Linked DNA regions of Homo sapiens: region 2 is linked to region 1. Evidence: read pairs that join two places in POLR2A ChIA-PET (ENCODE). Cell type or tissue: HCT116. All regions are shown on one strand. Each heading gives the region's core, and the rest is flanking DNA. Links, peaks and the distances in the headings are about the cores only. Region 1 overlaps NTHL1 (nth like DNA glycosylase 1). Region 2 holds the start of RPL3L (ribosomal protein L3 like).

Region 1 (3,588 bases), core at 9-2,508:
GACACGCGAGCACGGGTGTGTACGAACACATCCTTGTATGCGATTCCCAGGCTCTCTGCCCCCTCAGGGACAGACATCAGCCAGATCCCATCTGCAAACACACCAAAGCTTTATTCAACAGGCGTGGCTTCCTGAAGCGTAAAGCCACTTCACAGACGGTGGCCACAGCGGCACCTCGGCCAGAGCCATGCGGCCATCAGAGACCCTGGGCGGCCGGGCAGAGGGCTTGGTTGAGGCAGGCGTGGCAGCGAGGGTGCACAGGCAGACAGGTCTGCTGGCCGAAGCCCACCAAGAGTCCATTGATCTCGTGCCACAGCTCCCTGTGGGGGTGGGGGCTGGGTCAGTGCTGACAGAGGGCGGGCGGGGTGAGCTCTTCTCCCTAGGAAGCCCCCCACATACTCATACCTAGGCAGCCACTCCTCCAGGGCGGCGCGGGTCTCCTCTGGGGACTTGGTTGCCTTCTTGGTCCACCTCAGCCTGTTGGCGATTCTGTGCACATGCGTGTCCACTGCTGCTGGGAGGCCAAGCGGGGTGAACAGGGGCACACTCCACCAGCCTAGCCCGTGCCCCTCCCCGCCCAGAGGCGAGTCTGCCACCACCCCCGTGGCCCTCCAGTTAGACATTGGAACCGCAAAGCCCTGGCTGCAAGCCTACATGTGACCATCTTGGCTGCCCCTGAGGTGCTGGGGCAGGGGCTGAGCCCTCTGTTGGGGTGCAGGCCTCTCTCCCATCACCTGAGCCAGCCTGGGGGGCTCTGTTCTGGGCTGCCCACTCCCAACACTGGTGCTAGTTGGATGTGTGGGTGGTGGGGTCTCTGCTTTGGGCAGGGCCTGGGGGTGATGACTCGGCTCTGCTTGGAGCTCTATTCCCCACAATAACAGCGACAGCTCGCTTGGACAAACGCTTGCTGGGGGCCAGACCCTGCCAGAGAGATTGGCCAGCTCAGTGAGTCCTCATGAGGTCCTACGGATGCTGAAACCGAGGCCCGGCAGGATCCCGACTCCGAAGCACCTCTCAGCCCTCAGCCTCCCCAGGAACGTGGCCCTGTCCCCGGAAGGGTCCATCCAGGCTTCCCTCTGTCTGTCTCCTGTGGCCTGAGGCTCCTCTCGGCATAAGCACTGGCTCTGGGCACCAGGCTGGGTGGCAACAGCTCTGCCTGGCAGGCCGGCATGAGGTCACTGCCTGCAGACCTAGCACCTGCCACTGCAGCGGTCAGGGACACAGCGGGAGCATGCCCTGGCCGGCCGCAGCTGCTGTCCACCTGGGTTCTGGCTCCTGCTCCCCTCAGCTGGCCACCCCAGGCGTCTGCTCACTGGGGCTCCCTTCTCCCACCCGGTGGCCCCGGCCAGCTGCAGCCCCAGCCCTGCCTCCTCCTCCCGTGTTTCCCAAAGAGAAAGCCGAGGCCTGCACCAGCTCCTTCGCTGCTGCCTAGAAAAAGGTGTCCGAGGGTGTGGGGAGACCACAAGGCCTGAGGGGTCACACCCCTGGGGCTCTGAGCCTCAGTTTCCTCCTCTGTAACACGGAAGTGGCCATGCTTCAAGGCTGAGTCAGGCCACGTCACGTTGTGTGAGCCTCCTGCCCACCTGGACAGTGAATGACGAGGACTGCCTCACCCACTTTGTGGCCAGAGCTTAGAGAAGCCAAGGGCCTGGCCCAGAGTCACCCAGCCAGGAGGTGCAGAGCTGGGACCGGAGCCAGCAATCTATGGCTGTGGCATTTTTTTTTTTTTTTAAACGGAGTCTTGCTCTGTCACCCAGGCTGGATACAGACAATGGTGCGATCTCCACTCACTGCAACTTTCGCCTCTGGGTTTCAAGCGATTCTCCTGCCTCAGCCTCCCGAGGAGCTGGAATTACAGGCTCCTGCCACCACGCCCGGCTAATTTTTTTTTTTTTGGTGAGACGGAGTCACGCTTTGTCGCCCAGGCTGGAGTACACTGGCGCGATCTCAGCTCACTGCAAGCCCCACCTCCCAGGTTCACACTATTCTCCTGCCTCAGCCTCCCGAGTAGCTGGGACAACAGGCGCCTGACACAATGCCTGGCTAATTTTTTGTGTTTTTTAGTAGAGACGGGGTTTCACCATCTTAGCCTGGATGGTCTTGATCTCCTGACCTCGTGATCTGCCTGCCTCGGCCTCCCAAAGTGCTGGGATTACAGGCGTGAGCCACCACGCCTGGCCACACCCGGCTAATTTTTGTATTTTTAGTAGAGAGCGGGTTTCACCACGTTGGCCAGGCTGATCTTGAACTCCTGACCTCAGGTGATCCACATACCTCGGCCTTCCAAAGTGCTGGGATTACAGGCTTGAGCCCTTGTACCCAGCCAGCTCTGACATTTTAACTGAGAGCGTTTCTCTTTCGGGGAACCCCTAGGAGGCAGCCCTGGGGTCTCCTTGCAGGTGGTCAGGCCCACAGACACCTGGAGAGGGAGGTATTTCCACATGGCTGTCTCTTGTGCCCGCTGCTCCCAAAGCCCGTTCCCTGCCTGGCTGCGGGCAGGGACCTTCCCCCACAGCCCTGCCCAACCACGATGCAGCACCCCAGGGACACGGGCAGCTGAGGACAGCCGCCCAGATAAGCTCAAGTGTCCACTGAGAGGCTGGCAGGTGGTGACGCTGGGAGTCTCAGTCGGGAGGAGGCCCTGCCCCGGCGCACCTGGCCTGGCTCTGGCTCTTTGGGGCTGCTGTGGCTGTTCAGCCTCACCAGGTGGCCCCGGCTCAGAATAGAGGCCCCCGGCCCTTGGTGGCCCTCTTGCCCACCAGAAAGTGCTGCAAGCCCCCCGCCTCCGGCACAGGCCCCCTGCAGGAGTCCCAAAGGGGCCTGGGATGGGGGCACACAGAGGGCAGGGCCAAGCCCTGGTTTCTGGACTGGCTGGGCCCGGCTGCGTGTGGCCTTAGGAGCCCCAAATCCTCTGGACAAAGCCGAGGAGGAGGCAGCCCCACCCCAAACCCAGGGGTCTGTCTGCACCCAACTGCCAAGAAGCCTCCGGTGCTAGGAAGAGACACCAGGACCTGGGAAAAGGATTCAAGGAGGGCCCTCCCCCCAGTGCCTCCCTCCCCACCCTCCCCTCTTCTCCCTCTCAACCCTCCCCTCTTCTCCCCGCAGCACCTCCCTCTCCACCCTCCCCCCATCCTCCCAGCGCCTCCCTCCCCACCCTCCTCCCCCATTCCCCCAGCGCCTCCCTCCCTACCATTCCCCTCCTGTCCCCGCAGAGCCTCCCTCCCCACCCTCCCCCTTTCTCCCCCCAGCACCTCCCTCCCCACCCCACCTGCTGAGGGGATACTCTTCCTCCTCCCTCCTCAGTCCTTACCTCCCCACTCTGCCCTCATCTCATTCCAGAACTTCCTGCTCCTGGCCCTCTCTCTCGCATCATGGTTTTACAGATGCTGTTCCTTCTGCTGGGAACACACTTCCTCCTCTTGGCCTGGCTCACCCCACCTTGCTCTGCAGCTCTCAGGTGAAGGATGACCTTGGGGGCCTTCCCAGAGGCCCTGGGCCCAAGCCAGGCCCCAAGAGCACCCTGCACAACCATCAGGGTTTCCACTCCACGAGTGGGGAATTCCTCGCTCCACATTTCTCCCGAATACA
Region 2 (15,504 bases), core at 7,678-10,177, 92 kb before region 1:
ATCAAAAATTAGCCAGGCGCGGTAGTGGGAGCCTGTAATCCCAGCTACTCGGGAGGCTGAGGCAGAAGAATCACTTGAACCTGGGAAGCAGAGGCTACATTGAGCTGAGATTGGCCATTGCACTCCAGCCTGGGTGACAGAACAAGACTCTGTCACCAAAAAAAAAAAAAAAATTAAAAATTAACCAGGTGTGGGCTGGGCGTGGTGGCTCATGCCTATAATTCGAGCACTTTGAGAGGCCAAGGTGGGCAGATCACCTGAGGTCAGGAGTTTAAGACCAGCCTGGCCACCATGGTGAAACCCCGTATCTACTAAAAATACAAAAATTAGCTGGGCGTGGTGATGCGTGCCTGCAATCCCAGCTACTTGGGAGGCCAAGACAGGAGAATTGCTTGAACCAGGAGGCAGAGGTTGCAGTGAGCTGAGATCGCGCCACTGCACACCAGCCTGCACGACAGAGCAAGACTCCATCTCAGAAAAAAAAAAAAAAAGGATGAGGATTCATCAAGCTATTATTGTGTGCCAGGCCCAGGTGCACGTGACACGCAGCTGTCCTCACAGCCCTGCTACCACCGCCACTCTGCAGAGGAGGAGGCAGGCTCTGAGCGGCTAAGAAGCAAGGCCACAGTCCTAGCCAGTGGGAGACACAGCCGCACAGACTGGGGCCTCAGGCTCTGCCTGCCCCGCCCCTGACTCTAGCCTCTGGGAAAGGCCAGGCCTCTGAGGAAAACCATTTGCCACATTCTCACGCTGAAGCCCCTTTTTGGGACAGTCATGATCAACCAAGCGAGGAAGCGGAACACCAGCTCCTTTGCCCCTGCGCTGCAGCCACCTTTCTGGGGGATCCTGGACAGTTCCCAGGCAGCGTGACTTGGTGGCCCCATACCTTGTCATGGTAAGTGGACAAGCACAAACACTGGGCCCCCCAGCCTGGGCTCAAAGGCCAACAGGCCTGGCCCCAGCTGTGCAAAGCAAGCTCACCTTTAGGGACAAACTTCAGCGAGCTGCTGAATATTCAGAATCGGGACTGCCCCGGCTTGGGGCCGTCGTTCAGGAACTCGTGGCCCAACCCATTGCCACACTTGCCACAGGACACCTGGAAAGATCACAAGGCAGCTGGGTGAGCTTCTGGCCATGATACAGCCACAGTGAAGGCCCTTACTGGGGCTGGCAGATGGTGTTTCTTCCCACACGCCTATTTCCCAAGCTGACCGCCGACATAAGAGGTTGACCTTTGTCCTGGAGCCCGTACAGGAAACCTGTCCTGTTTCCCACATTTGCACCAGAAGGCCAGGCTCTCCCGATAGCCTGGGGTGGCAGCTCCCTGGCAGAGGCAACAGGCCTGGAATAGACGCCTCTAAGCCCCTGGAGCTGTGGGGCAAGCAGAGGGAGGAAGGTGGGACTGGCTCTCTGCTCTCCCTGGCCGCCCCCGTCCCTCCCCCACCCCTGTGGCCTCTCACCTTCAAGGCTTCAGATCTATTGTGCTCCGGACGCTTGGCCACGCTGTCGGCGTGAATGGTCTCGGTGAACGCCGGCCATGGAGACGAGTGTGCATACTTCGAGCGGCTGGAGAACAGCTCATAGCCACACTTGGCACACACGTAAACGCCTGTGGTGGAAGGAGAGGCAAATGTGGAGTCATCAGCTCCCGCCTTTCCGGGGTCAAGCTCCCAAATCCACCAACCCAGGCAAAGACAGCGCTGCCCCCGTTCCGAGGGTAGGCTGTGCTCCTTCCCCAGGCACCCGCCACGGGAGGCGCTGTGCTGAGCTCACGTTTAGTAGATGTGCCAGAGACCAGGGGAGTCACCTTTCACAATTATCTCCTTGATTCTTCTCATAGCCCCGTGACGGGGCATATCCTAACATTTCCATCTTTGCTTGGTGATGCAGACACTCAGCTACAAGTGTGTGCAGCGTGAAGGAACCTGGGTAGTCCAATGAGGACACGGAGCTCCCCCTCGCCCCCCTAGTTCCCCCAGGAACATAGAGGGCAGGGGCCCTGATGTGGCCCAACCACCTGGTCCCTCTCCTTTCTCAAGTGGTCCTCCCTGCTGCCCAACGAGGCCCTAAGCTGGATACCCAGGCACTGCTCTGCTCTCCAGGCAGGAAGAGAACAGTCCCAGAGAAAAGGCCTCCAGGCCACACAGGAGCCCAGGAAGAAAGAGGGCTGGGGACAACAGATTTCAGCCTACCCACAAAGGATCCCTTTGGAGTGGAGGGGGTGGGAAAGTTGCAAAACTGACTTGCAGAACTGTTTTAAGGACTGAAAACAGGAACCTCCAGGGGTGCTGAGTCACCTCTCACCCATCACCTGGGGACAGCCTCCCCTGGAGACTGTAAACTACCCAGCCTTTTCCAGGAACTGGAGAAAAAAGCAAAGAGAAGCCAGCAGCTGCTGTGGAAGTGGAGTTTCTGGCTTGGCAGAGCAGCCTGAGGACAACTGGGATCTAAAGCCAGAGAGTCTTGCTGGGGGAGGCTTTGCCGGGATGGTCCTGTGTCACAGCCCAACCCGCTACAGGGGTGCCACCCAGCAGATCCGCCCAAGGAGACCAGTGCACTCAGACTTGCCTGTGGATGTGTTTTTACCAAATTAGTCCACTACCAGGCGAGCCCAGCCCAGAAGGGATTCATCAGGGCCAGTGTGGAGGGCTGGCCATGCCCCAAACCACCCCATCCTGCCTGCCTGGTCAAACTTCACGGGCTGTTGGCAGGTGCCTGGTGGCACTCCTGGTTCCCCAATTTGGAGTCCCTGGGCAGGTGGGGAGGCACCTGGGCCGGCACATTAGGATCTGAAGGGGACATTCTATGCTTGCCAGACTCCTCCCAGAGATCCCGGACTCGGGGGAATGGGAAGGGCCAGGGTAACACCTGCGGGATGACCCGCGAAGGGGCGCCCCGGCCACAGGAGCTGGCCCTGGACAAGAACCTGGCCTCTCCGAAGCCCCGACCCTAACCCGAATTCCCCCAGCGCCATCACTTTGGAGTGTAGGGGGTAGGGAAGGGGTACCACCCCCACGTATCCCGATCCCTTAGACCCACCCCCGAAACGGCACGTTCACACTCGAGGCCTGCCCCCTCCAGGACGGTGAGCCCCAAGGCCCCCTCTCCTCGGGTACCCCACTCTCCTCGCCCCCAGGCTCCCCACTCCTCCGCAGTCCTTTTGACCCCTGTTCGCTTCTCCCCGGCAGCCACATTCGCCCCCATTCCCGGCTTGGGAGAGACATCACCCCCGGACGACGGCGGCGCCCCCGCTAATGCGCGCCCCCCGCCGCGCTGCCCTCCCAGCGAGAGGCCGCAGGACCAACCAGGTTCAAAGTGATTCTGGAAAACCTCGCCCCCGAAGAAGCTGCAGAACGACATGGCGCCACCGGAACCGCAGCGCGCTTGCCGCTGCCAACTGACCAAAGGCTGCCGACCCGACGACCGCCGGTACCCGCGTCCACCTCCCCGCCCCTCCCGAGGACCAATCGCTCCCCGGAGGGCGAATCCCGGCTTCCGCCTCCGGGAGGCCCCGCCCCTCCTCAGGGCTGGTCCAATACGATCTTCCCAGCTGGCCCCGCCCACGTTGACTCCTTGGGACCACTCCTGGGCCACTTCCCCAAGGCCCCGCCCCCCGGTGCCAGTCCAATCGCATCTCCCCAGCAGGCCCCGCCCATGGAAACTCCCAGGGACCACCCCTAGGCCGCTTCCCCAAGGCCCCGCCCCTGCCGCCCCTCGCGCCCTGGTGGCTAGGGGCGCACATGGGGCCTGGCCAGGTGGGCGACGGCGCGAATCCGTAGGGTCGTGTCCCCCCAGTCCAGTCCCTGGTACTAAGCCCGGAGCTGCCGGAGGTCATGCAGCCTTTCCGCGCCCAGGTGAAACCGCCTTTGCAAAATGATGACTGAAACAGTGAAAGAGATCTAACTCAGCCGACTCTATCTTGCTTCTAACCTCCAAGCTGTCCTTATTCATCCCTGCTGGTAGGTTGAAATAACTTTGGGAGAAACTCAGTTTATAGTTTTTTGTTTTTTTCTTTCTTTCTTTCTTTCTTTTGAGACGGAGTCTTACTCTGTTTCCAGGCTGGAGTGCAGTAGCGCGATCTCAGCTCACTGCAACCTCCAACTCGCTGGTTCAAGCAATTCTCCTGCCTCAGCCTCCCGAGTAGATGGGATTACAATCATGCGCCACCACGCCCAGCTAATTTTGTATTTTTAATAGAGACGAGGTTTCTCGATGTTGGCCAGGCTGGTCTTGAACTCCCGACCTCAGGTGATCCGCCCATCTTGGCCTCCCAAAGTGCTGGGATTACAGGCGTGAGCCACCGCGCCCAGCCAGTTTATAGTTTAAAACAAAGACAGTAACAGCCCTTTCCCAAAGCAGACCACCTCCTTGCCTGGGGACTAGATTGCATTTTTAGGACTAACATTAGCCACAATATTGGGAATTATGGTTTAGGAGTCGTGCATCTGGAGGCTACAAGATTCTGACCCTCCCTAAGCTGCCCCTAAGATCAGTGCTTGAGATATTTTGCCGACCCTGCAACTTGATGGATCTGCTGGCACCAACCAGATTGATAAACTGGCTCATCTGATCTTGTGGCCACCACCCAGGAGCTGACTCAGCGCAAGAAGACAGCTGACTCCCTGTGATTTCCTCCCTGACCAATCGGCTCTCCTGGCTCACTGGCTCTCCCCACCCGCCAAGTTATCCTTAAAAACTCTGCTCCCCGGCACTCCAGCAGCCTGGGCGACAAGATCAAGACTCTCTCAAAAAAAAAAAAAAAAAAAACCTCTGCTCCGCAAATGCTCAAAGAGATCGATTTGAGTAATAATAAAACATAAAACTCCGGTCTCCCGCACAGCCAGCTCTGTGTGAATTACTCTTTCTCTATTGCAATTCCCCTGTCTTAATGAATCGGCTTTGTCTAGGCAGCAGGCAAGGTGAACCCCTTGGGCGGTTACACAGCGCTCTGAGACCTCGCAGGAAGAGTCGCCTCCGGCCTTTGTTAGACATTGGGGCAGACAGTGCGGTGCGCTTCAGGGTTCATCCACCCCACACAGCCTACAAGTCTCCCGAGGTCTCCGGCGTTTCCTTCTCCAGATGCTTCTTTTGGGGGCCCTGGTTGAGAGGGTGGTGCAGGAGGAGCCTTAGTCACTCTGGCCAGAAACACGCCCTCCCCCAGCCAGGCTCTAGATCACTCAGGGCCGGCCCTACTGCCCCCCTAAGGCTGCTTCCTCCCCCACCTTCTCTTCTAAAGAATCAGTGCCCAGGGATAGACCCTTAAGAGTCTCTCCTGCAGGCCGGGCACGGTGGCTCATGTCTGTAATCCCAGCACTTTGGGAGGCCGAGGCGGTCGGATCATGAGGTCAGGAGATAGAGACCATCCTGGCTAATACGATGAAACCCCATCCCTACTAAAAATACAGAAAATTAGCCTGGCGTGGTGGCACGTGCCTGTAGTACCAACGACTGGGTAGGCTGAATCTGGAGAATTGCTTGAACCCAGGAGGTGGAGGTGGCAGTGAGCCAAGATCACGGCACAGCACTCCAGCCTGGGTGACAGAGCGAGACTCCATCTCAAAAAATAAAATAAATAAAAAAAAAAGAGTCTCTCCTGCAGTTGAGCTCAGGGGAGTCCCTGCCAGCTCCAGCTCCCTACTCGGGCAGGCTGGATGTGGAGCTGGAGCCCCAGAGAAGAACAAGGATGGGGGCGGTGAGCTCACCATGAAGGCCCTCTTCTCTTGGGCTGTCTGGAAGCGGCCATGGCCGAACTTGGAGGTGGTGTCAATGAACTTGAGCTCAATATTCTCCACGGCTTGGCGACTGTGATGCACCAGGAGGGACTGGGGAATCCATGGTAAAGTAAACATCAAGTGTGGGGATCCCCCACACCCTGCTGTGAACCTCCAAGCCCCACCAGGAAGGTCTTGCTCACCTAGTTCCTACCAGAGCCCTCCCCTTCTGCTCCCACCACTCCATCCCGCTCGTAGCAGGCCGCAGGGCAGGACAGGCTGGCAGCCCTCGGGCACCCACTCCCCAGCCCACCCAGCACTGCCAACCTTTCTCAGCGTAATGACCCGCTTCTTGGTACCAGCAATACAACCCTTCAGCATGACGAAGTCGTTGTTCACTTCCCCGTAGTGGGGGAAGCCACCCTGCAGAGGACACAGGTCAGAGGCCAGGCCCGGAAAGGGCTTCTGAGTTAGTGGGTGGCTGGGGGCCCTAGCAGAACCCCCAGAGGGGGCAGTGATAGGCAGGAGCCCCGTGCCCAGCCCCCAGATGTAGGGGTGACTATCACGCCGCCCCTACTGAGGGCAGCATCTGAGTCACAAGCTAAGTCCTTTTCATGCATTATCTCACTTGACAGTCTGCATTTTTGTTGGGGGAGACTGAGGATCAGAGGAGTGGAGTCACTTGCTCCAGCCTCTACAGCTGCTAAGTCCTGGAGATGCGGTTTGAGCCCAGGTGGCCTGACTCCCAGGCCACAGTAGGAGCTGCCGCACTCCACACCCACATGACAGCAGCTGGAGTGGAAGCTGCCTCCAGAGGAGGCTCGGAGGATGTGGGACGCAGCAGAGATTTCTTGCTTGTGACTATATCCAAATGTTTTGGACAGCCAAGGCAAGGGTCCCACATCACTGCCCAGCTGTCAAGGTCTTCTGTCCAGTGTGCCTGGCGGGGCAGCGTCCAGCTGTGGGGCAAAAATCTTGAGCCCTTGGGGCAGGGAGCGTCCAGCTGAGGCTGGGGCATGCCCCCTACATGTATACCAGGCCCCCCGGCCAGCCTGACCCCACTCCAGCCATCATCAGCGGTGTGATGGGCCTGGCAGTCGCCCCCTCCCAGCCTCACCAGCGGTGTGATGGACTTGGCAGTCACGTCGTAGCTGGTGGATGCATTGTTCTTCACCAGCTTCCCGTCCTCCATGTGCGGGCCCCTGCCGATGCGGAAGATCTGCCAGAAGGGGGCACATGCCAGGGGCAGGAAGTGGCCTCTGAGGCCAGCAGCCCATCCAGGCCCATCCGCCCACATGCTCAGACTCAGTGCTGGTGGGGGCATCTTGTGTCCCCGGCAGTGTCTGGGTCATGCACCCCACCCACTGAGGCCAGTACTGAGGGCTGGGGTCCGACCACACAGTGTCCCCGTACCCCGGCTGAGGACGCACCTTCTTGTTGAGCTCCGTGCGGTGGTGATAGCCCTTCTGCCCGGCCCGAGCAATGGAGCAGCCCACGCGGGCGGGGTGCCAGGCGCCAATGCAGGCCACCTTGCGCAGGCCCTTATGGGTCTTCCGCGGCAGCTTCTTGGTATGCCAGCGGCTTGTGACCCCTGTGAGTGAGAGGGGCTGGTGGCTGAGAGGCCAGGCTGGTCCCCACTGCCTCCAGGCAGCCTGCCCTGGAGCTGCCATCCTCACTGAGCCCTACCTTTGACGCCTCGACCCTTGGTGACAGCAATGACATCAATGACCTCACTCTGGCTGAACACGCTGTGCACGGGCACCTGCTTCTCCAGCCGGGCCTGGGCCCAGGCCACCTTCTCGGCCACCGTGCCACCGTTCAGCTGGATCTCCATGATGTGGGCCTTCTTCTGCCGGAAGGGCAGCAGTTTCATCTGCAGGACATGGCCGGAGGTCACGCCACGGCCCACGGGATCACACCCCCACCTGAAACATGGCATGGCCAGCAGTGACCCCTGCCGCCTTCCACGCATGCATTCATTCACAGGTGTTCCCAGGATCAGGTTGCAACCCATGTGTTGTGCTAGGCACTGCGGATCCGGTGCAGAATGAGGCAGACAGAGTCCCACACCTCGGGAGCCACCATCTCACTGGGGGACAGAAGGAAACCAAGTAACTCTTGGAGAGGACAGAGTGCTCTGATGGGCTATGGGGGCTGGTGTTTCAGATACAGTGGTCAGGGCAGAGAGGGCTTCTCTGAGAAGGTGCCGCTGCTAACAAGTAGGAGCCACGAGGCAAACATTGGAGAGGCTCTGGGCAGCAGGACCCCGCATTTGCACAGGCCTGGTGGCAGAGGAGGCCTTGGAAAGTTGGTGGGACAGAGAGGAGACCAGTGTGGGCAGACGGTGGGGAGCAAGGGGCGTGGGCCAGCACCTGGGAGTGGGGAGCTCGGACTTTCTTCCAAGTGCAGGCTGCGATGTGATCTGATTGGATTTTTTTTTTTTTTTTTTTTTTTGAGTCTCGCTCTATCGCCCAGGCTGGAGTGCAATGGCATGATCTCGGCTCACTGCAAGCTCTGCCTCCCGGGTTCACGCCATTCCCCTGCCTCAGCCTCCTGAGTAGCTGGGACTACAGGTGCCCGCCACCTCGACCAGCTAATTTTTTGTATTTTTAGTTGAGACAGGGTTTCACTGTGTTGGCCCGGATGGTCTGCATCTCCTGACCTCATGATCCGCCCGCCTCAGCCTCCCAAAGTGCTGGGATTACAGGCGTGAGCCACCACGCCCGGCCTTTTTTTAATGGAGTCTCGCTCTGTTGCCCAGACTGGAGTACAGTGGGGCGATCTCGGCTCACTGCAACCTCTGCCTCCCTGAATCAAGTGATTCTCCTGCCTCAGCTTCTTGAGTAACTGGGATTACAGGTGTGTGCCACCATGCCCGGCTAATTTTTTTGTATTTTTAGTACAGTTGGGGTTTCCCATGTTGGCCAGGCTGGTTTCAAACTCCTGACTTCAAGCGATCCACCCACCTTGACCTCCCAAAGTGCTAGGGTTCAGGCATGAGCCACTGCACCTGGCCTGATTTTTATTTTTTTATATTTTTATTTTGAGACAGGGTCTCGCTCTGTCACCCAGGCTGGAGTGCAGTGGCATGATCAAGGCTCACTGCAGCCTCAGCCTCCCGGGCCGAAGCAATCCTCCCACCTTAGCCTCCTGAGTAGCTGGGATGACAGGCACTCACCACCATGCCCAGTTGTTTTTTTTTTGTTTGTTTGTTTGTTTGTTTTTTGAGACGGAGTTTTGCTCTGTCGCCCAGGCTGGAGTGCAGTGGCGCAATCTCGGCTCACTGCAAGCTCTGCCTCCTGGGTTCACGCCATTCTCCTACCTCAGCCTCCCGAGTAGCTGGGACTACAGGTTGTGCCACTACGCCTGGCTAATTTTTTGTATTTTTAGTAGAGACGGGGTTTCACCGCGTTAGCTAGGATGGTCTCAATCTCCTGACCTGATCTGCCTGCCTCGGCCTCCCAAAGTGCTGGAATTACAGACGTGAGCCACCGCGCCTGGCTTTTTTTTTTTTTTTTTGTAGAGATGGGGATCTCCCTATGTTGCCAAGACTGGTCTCGAAGTCCTCCTGCCTCAGCACCCCTCTCCAAGTAGCTGGAACTACAGGCATGCACCACCATGCCCAGCCAATTTTTAATTTTTTTGTAGAGATGAGGTCTCGTTAAGTTGCCCGGGCTGCCACCTTGTCCTCCCACAGTGCTAGGATCACTGGTGTAAGCCACTGGGCCTGATTTTTGTTTTTTTTTTTTTTCTTTTTTTTTTTTTTTTTTTTTTGAGACTCTATCGCCCGGGCTGGAGTGCCATGGTGCGATCTTGGCTCACTGCAACCTCCACCTCCCAGTTTCAAGTGATTCTCCTGCCTCAGTCTCCCAAGTAGCTGGGATTGCAGGCGCCCACCATGCCCAGCTAATTTGTTTGTATTTTTACTAGAGATGGGGTTTTGCCATGTTGGCCAGGCTGGTCTCGAACTCCTGACCTCAGGTGATCCGCCTGCCTTGGCCTCCCAAAGTGCTGGGGTTACAGGCGTGATCCACCATGTCTGGCTTGATTTTTTTTTTTTTTTTTTGGTAAGGTCTCTGGCTGGTGCTGTGTGAAGCACAGGCTGTGCAATGTAGAGGTGGAGACAGAGAGGCCAGCGGGGAACACATAGTGACCCATAGGTATGTATGGGGCAGGTATGTATGAGGCAGGTATGTACGGGGCAGGTATGGACGGGGCAGTATGTACGGGGCAGGTATGTACGGGGCAGGTATGTAGGGGGCAGGTATGTAGGGGGCAGGTATGGACGGGGCAGGTATGGACGGGGCAGGTATGGACGGGGCAGGTATGGACGGGGTAGGTATGGACGGGGTAGGTATGTAGGGGGCAGGTATGTAGGGGGCAGGTATGTAGGGGGCAGGTATGTAGGGGGCAGGTATGTAAGGGGCAGGTATGTAAGGGGCAGGTATGTAAGGGGCAGGTATGGACGGGGCAGGTATGGACAGGGCAGGTATGTAGGGGGCAGGTATGTAGGGAGCAGGTATGGACGGGGCAGGTATAGACAGAGCAGGTATGTAGGGGGCAGGTATGGACGGGGCAGGTATGTAGGGGGCAGGTATGGACGGGGCAGGTATGTAGGGGGCAGGTATGGACAGGGCAGGTATGTATGGGGTGGGTATGTATGGGGTGGGTATGTATGGGGCGGGTATGTATGGGGCAGGTATTTACAGAGCACCTCCTGCATACCAGGCTCTTGGTGGCAGCTGTGGCCCCGCCCAGGGCCTCTGCCTGCCTGGAGTCTGTCCAGGGAGATGAACACACACCAGTGACTGGCCCAGGCATGGTGTACAAGTGTGCGAGCAGCTGGGGGCAGTGTGGGGGCTGTGGGAAGCTCAGGGTCGGGGGCACTGCTCTAGGGCCTCGGGAAGCCTTCCCTGAGGACAAAGATGCCAAAGAGTGTTCCAGAATAAGCTGGAGGGTGCCGCCTGCCTGTCAGCCTACAGCAAGCCAGACCCATGTACAAACACGGATTCCTGTGCACACTTACGCTGGAAACCGAAGAGAGGTGACCAGCCCTCCACACAGCACACTTGGCTGGGGACCCGGCTCTTCAGGGCGTGCCAGGGTCTTAGTTGACTAGCCGGCGTGGCTGATGCCCCTGGCACCCCAGAAGGCACCGATGCCTTTCAGCAGCCATGCCTGGGGCTGCACGTGGCCAGCGAGGCTGGTCAGCCGCTCCTCTGGGTCTGTGCCGAGGCTCGGGTATTTTTAGGCTGACATTTGCCACAGCTCCTGGAAGCTGGGGTGAGGGAGCGTGGTCCTAGGGACTGACCGACAGCGGAGGGCCGGGGGCTGACCTGAGTGTGGACAATGACCCGAATGACCTTGCAGTACTTCTTCATGGCGGCGAAGTCCTTCTGTAGCTGCTTTTTCCCGTCTGTGTCCCGCCACCTCTTGCAGGCCTTGGTGAAGGCTTTCTTCTTGCTCTTGTGCCTGAGCCATGCACAGGAGGGTGCTCAGAAGCCCCCAACCGGGGCAGCTCCCCAGGCCTATCCTGCCCCCACCTCACCCCCAGCCCACCAAGCAGGGGTCCTACCTCTGGGACCGCCCCCCACCCGGAGGCCTCTGAGCTGGTTCCAGCCACCATCTTTGAACATAGACTGTCTCTCCCCCTCTAGGCCCCGGTTTCCTCCTCTGTAAAGTAGGTACCCTCCCTGTTTCCCGGGGCCTGAGAGTGAGTGGCAGAGGTGCAGAAGCTCAGAGAAGGCGGCTGGCCAGCCCTGCAGTCCAGGCACCTAGAGACCACCCCACCTGCCACATGGCTCAGACTGCTGGTCCCACTTCTCAAGGGTGCAGTGGGTGCCATGGCCAGGCACCTCGGGCTTGGGAGCCATCCTTTCTTTTTTGTTTTTGGAGATAGGGTCTCACTTTCTCTCCCAGGCTGGAGTGCAGTGGCACAAACACAGCTCACTGCAGCCTGGAGCTCCCAGACTCAAGCAATCCTCCCACCTCACCCCCCATGTAGCTGAGACCACAGGCATGCGCCACCGTGCCCGGCTAATTTTTTGTATTTTTTTGTAGAGACGGGTTTCGTCATGTTGCCCAGGCTGGTCTCGAAGCCCTGAGCTCAAACGGTCTGCCTGCCTTAGCCTCCCAAAGTGCTGGAATTATAGGAATGAACCATTGTGCCCAGCCAGAAGCCATAGTTTCTAACCCTCAGCAGAGTTCTGGGAGGTGGACATTATTATTATTATTATTATTATTATTATTATTATTATTATTATTCCCATTCTATAGGTGAAGAAACCAAGGTTTCTTTCAGGACTTACTGCCAGGGAAGATTTGAGGCCCGAGAATACCTTTCTATGTGTAAGAGCTTCTCAGCTGGCTATTTCACTTTTCACAATGGCTGCTAGGAAACTCAGAGCCAATGCTAACATTCCATCAAATTAGCCTTTTGGTTTTTTGTTTGTTTGTTTTTTGACAGGGTCTCACTCTGTCGCTCACACTGGAGTGCAGCGGCACAATCTCAGCTCACTACAATCTCCACCTCCCAGGCTCAAGCGATTCTCCTGCCTCAGCCTCCCAAGTAGCTGGGATTACAGGTGTCTGCCACCACGCCCAGCTTATTTTTTTATTTTTATTTTTTTTTTTGTATTTTTAGTAGAGACGGGTTTTCACCATGTTGGCCAGGCTGGTCTCGAACTCCTGACCTCAAATGAGCCACCCGCCTTGGCCTCCCAAAGTGCTGGGACTACTACAGTCGTGAGCCACCACAAGCCGCCCAAATTAGCCTTTTAATTAACCCTGAGGATTAGAATATTTGTTTCCTCTTTTTCCTCCATCCTGATTTCATCTCCAGCCTTCTAGTACTCATGTTTTTTGTTTTTTGTGTTTTTCTTGAGATTGAGACAGGGTTTCACTCTGCCACCCAGGCTGCAGTGCAGTGGCACGATCTCAGCTCACTGCAACCTTCACCTCCCAGTTCAAGTGATTCTCCCACCTCAGCCTCCTGAGTAGCTGGACTACAGGTGCGCACCACCCCAGCCAGCTAATTTTTGTATTTTTTGGTAGAGATGGGGTTTCACCATGTTGGCCAAGCTGGTCTCAAACTCCTGACCTCAAGTGATCCACCCGCCTCGGCCTCCCAAAGTGCTGGGATTACAGGCGTGAGCCAGCACGCCCAGCCTACTCATCTTTTATTGAAATGAAGGCAACCACACAACACACACACACACACACACAGACACTCCTACCTCCCACAGACGGTTGAGACTTCGCTTCCTACTCACCCACACCTATCATTTCAGCAAGAGCTAGAGCCTCAGGCACCCAACTTCTGTGGTCCCAGCAGCCCTTGGACGGCCCAGCCAAGGGCGGTGCTCACCAGTCCTTGTAGAATCGGCGCCGGCACTCATCACTGAGGTGTTCTGCAAAGATGGTCTTGAAGCTCCGGAGACCTCGAGGGGTGGCCACGTAGCCCACCACGCCCACCACCACTAGGGGCGGCGTTTCTACAATTGTCACCGCCTCCACCTCCTCCCGTTTGGAAATTTCTGGATGAGACACAGGGATGGGGCATGAAGGGGGACCTCCTGAGGCCTGTGGGGGAGGGAGTGGAGAGCCGCCCACATAGGGGCAGGACAGGAGAGTGTGGGGCCAGCCAGGACAGCATTCCCCAGAGGGTGGGGCTGAGCCCAAATGAGCATTTGTTATTCTAATGATTACAATGGATTTCTTTTTCTGTTTTTGAGACAGGGTCTCACTCTGTCACCCAGGCTGCAATGCAGTGGTGCAATCATAGCTCACTGCAGCCTTGACTTCCCAAGCTCAAGTGATCCTCCCACCTCAGCCTCCCAAGTAGCTGCGACTACAGGCACTCGCCACAACGCCCAGCTAATTTTTGTATTTTTTGTAGAGATAGGGTTTCACGATGCCGTCCAGGTTGGTCTGCAACTCCTGGCCTCAAATGATCCTCCTGCCTCGGCCTCCCAAAGTGCTGGGATTACAGGCGTGAGCCACCATGCCCGGCCTGCATTATTTCTTACAACTACTTGTGAATCTACGATTAAAACAACAAAAACTAACTATATACATAGGCGTACATATGAAATAATGGTACATGAAATAGACCCGAAATGGCCAAAAAGTGCAGATGTCCTGGCAGGTGGTTTGAACCGAGGGCTTGGGGCGCTGGCCTTTGAATCCTAGCTCCTGCGCTTACCGCCCCGGTGACTGGACCAGGTTCCTCACTGCTTTGTGCCTCAATGTCCTCATCTGCGAGCTGGGGCCATGACAGAACCCGCCCGGAAGCCCTGCCTGTGCTCAGCGTCCACCCCAATTCCCGGGGGCGAGGCCTGGTGCTCCCTGGGACTGTGGCCCTGTCTGGACCAAAAGCGTGAGTTCTGGCTCCGAGCATCTGGAAGGTTCAGCCCTCCCCCTCCCCCAAGGGTCCCAACTGTGACTCACTGAGCCCCGGCCGGTGCACCTCCCGCAGGGTGTGGGTCATGCCCGCCTTGTAGCCCAGGAAGGCCGTGAGGTGCACGGGCTGGCTGGGGTCATCCCGCGGCCACGTCTTCACCTTGCCCCGGTGCCGGTGGCTCCTCTTATGGGGCAGGAAGCCCAGGTGTCCGTGCCGAGGGGCGGAAAACTTCCGGTGGGACTGGGGGGCAGGAAGGAAGGAGGTCAGACCTGGGGTGTCCCTGGTGGTAGAGCTGGATGGTCCCAGAACCCATACCTGGAGAAATGGACTACAGGCTTCAGACTGAGGCCTGTGCTCAGCACCTCCCCTGTCTGCCTACAGGAGGGGAGAGGAAGGTTCACCAAGGGGCAGCGTCTTTGGGATGGGGTCTCCATAGCCACAGGCTTCCTGCCTCTGTGGGCTCAGCCTGGGGCCCAGGAGGGTCGCACCCATACTGCAGCCAAGGGCTCCTGGGGCAGGTGGCCGCTGCCATCTGTTCATCTCCAGGGCCCTCCCAGGCCCAGGAGCCCAGCCCTCGTCCCCTTGTTTCCCCCTCCAGCCTCCCATCCCCTCACAGGCTGGGAGACTGTCCCTCTGAGGGAGCATCCAGAAGCCCAGCTGTCCCACCCCCCCAGAGTTCCAGCTCCAACCCCAGCCCACCCTCACCCTGGTCCCACCAACCATGGTGGCCGATCCCTGAAGGTCAGGAAGGGGCCTCGCCGCTAGCCGCCAGAGGTCGAGTGGCAGGGCCAGGACTCACAGCTGCCAGTTCCCAGATTAGCCCCTGGCACAGTCAGCAGGGTCTCCGGTGCCAGGAGCAGGCAGGGGCGGGGCAGTGTTGGGGGCATCAGATAGACAGCCTGAGTGGGGCACCCGGAGCCAGGGCTGGCACTCCTTTCCTCGATGGCCCTGGGGCTGGGTCATGACCCTCCCAGGACAGGACTGGCCAGGCAAGGTGGGGGCCAAGGTAGCCGGTGGGGGCCTTCTCCCAGGCAGCGGCCAAGAGGAGGGGTCTGGAGCAGTTTGCCGACTTGGAGGCAGAGGGGGTTCCTGTCCTGAGGGCTGGGAGACAGCTGGATAAACAGCGGGGAGCAGGGCTGGGGACAGGGCAGACGAGGGGGAGGGCTGACTGCACCTTGAGGATCACCAGAGCTGTGCTTCCAGATTGAGATCCCTGGCTGAGTGCAGTGGCTCATGCCTGTAATCCCAGCACTTTGGGAGGCTGAGGCAGGAGGATCACTTGAGCCCAGGATGTCAGGCCGCAGTGAACCTTGACTGCACTCCAGCCTGCGTGACTGAGCGAGACACTGTCTTAAAAACAAAAAAAAAGCCAGCCTGGCCAACATGGTGAAA

Evidence for each region. ChIA-PET counts read pairs that join two places held together with the same protein. Peaks named below come from ENCODE experiments on the same cell type or tissue, not always from the same donor. Only the 100,000 strongest peaks of a DNase experiment are listed, where the experiment ranks them.
Region 2: POLR2A ChIA-PET joins it to region 1 with 5 read pairs; 6 of 35 experiments call an interaction of 5 or more read pairs at or near these places.

What each region holds. Positions count from the first base shown.
Region 1 is chr16:2,039,728-2,043,315 of GRCh38, forward strand. It overlaps NTHL1 (nth like DNA glycosylase 1), which reads right to left. Exons shown (of 6, transcript NM_002528.7): 5 at 406-511; 6 at 93-320. The coding sequence ends at 197. Among named protein-coding and RNA genes, the nearest start is that of NTHL1, 6.3 kb to the right of the region's middle. In HCT116, for the core only: no CTCF peak of the experiment used is centred there; no DNase peak of the experiment used is centred there; H3K27ac peaks cover 706 bases.
Region 2 is chr16:1,939,797-1,955,300 of GRCh38, forward strand. RPL3L (ribosomal protein L3 like) reads right to left here and starts at 14,893. Exons shown (of 10, transcript NM_005061.3): 1 at 14,833-14,893; 2 at 14,160-14,352; 3 at 13,078-13,246; 4 at 11,048-11,183; 5 at 7,398-7,584; 6 at 7,142-7,302; 7 at 6,829-6,930; 8 at 6,039-6,134; 9 at 5,703-5,822; 10 at 4,178-5,097. The coding sequence starts at 14,835. The coding sequence ends at 5,041. It overlaps MSRB1 (methionine sulfoxide reductase B1), which reads right to left and starts at 3,403. Exons shown (of 4, transcript NM_016332.4): 1 at 3,306-3,403; 2 at 1,461-1,609; 3 at 982-1,096. The coding sequence starts at 3,360. It overlaps LOC124903625 (a long non-coding RNA gene), which reads left to right and starts at 2,998. Exons shown (of 2, transcript XR_007064940.1): 1 at 2,998-3,085; 2 at 3,189-4,837. RefSeq lists enhancers at 1,303-2,192, 13,608-14,597 and a silencer at 3,377-3,876. In HCT116, for the core only: no CTCF peak of the experiment used is centred there; no DNase peak of the experiment used is centred there.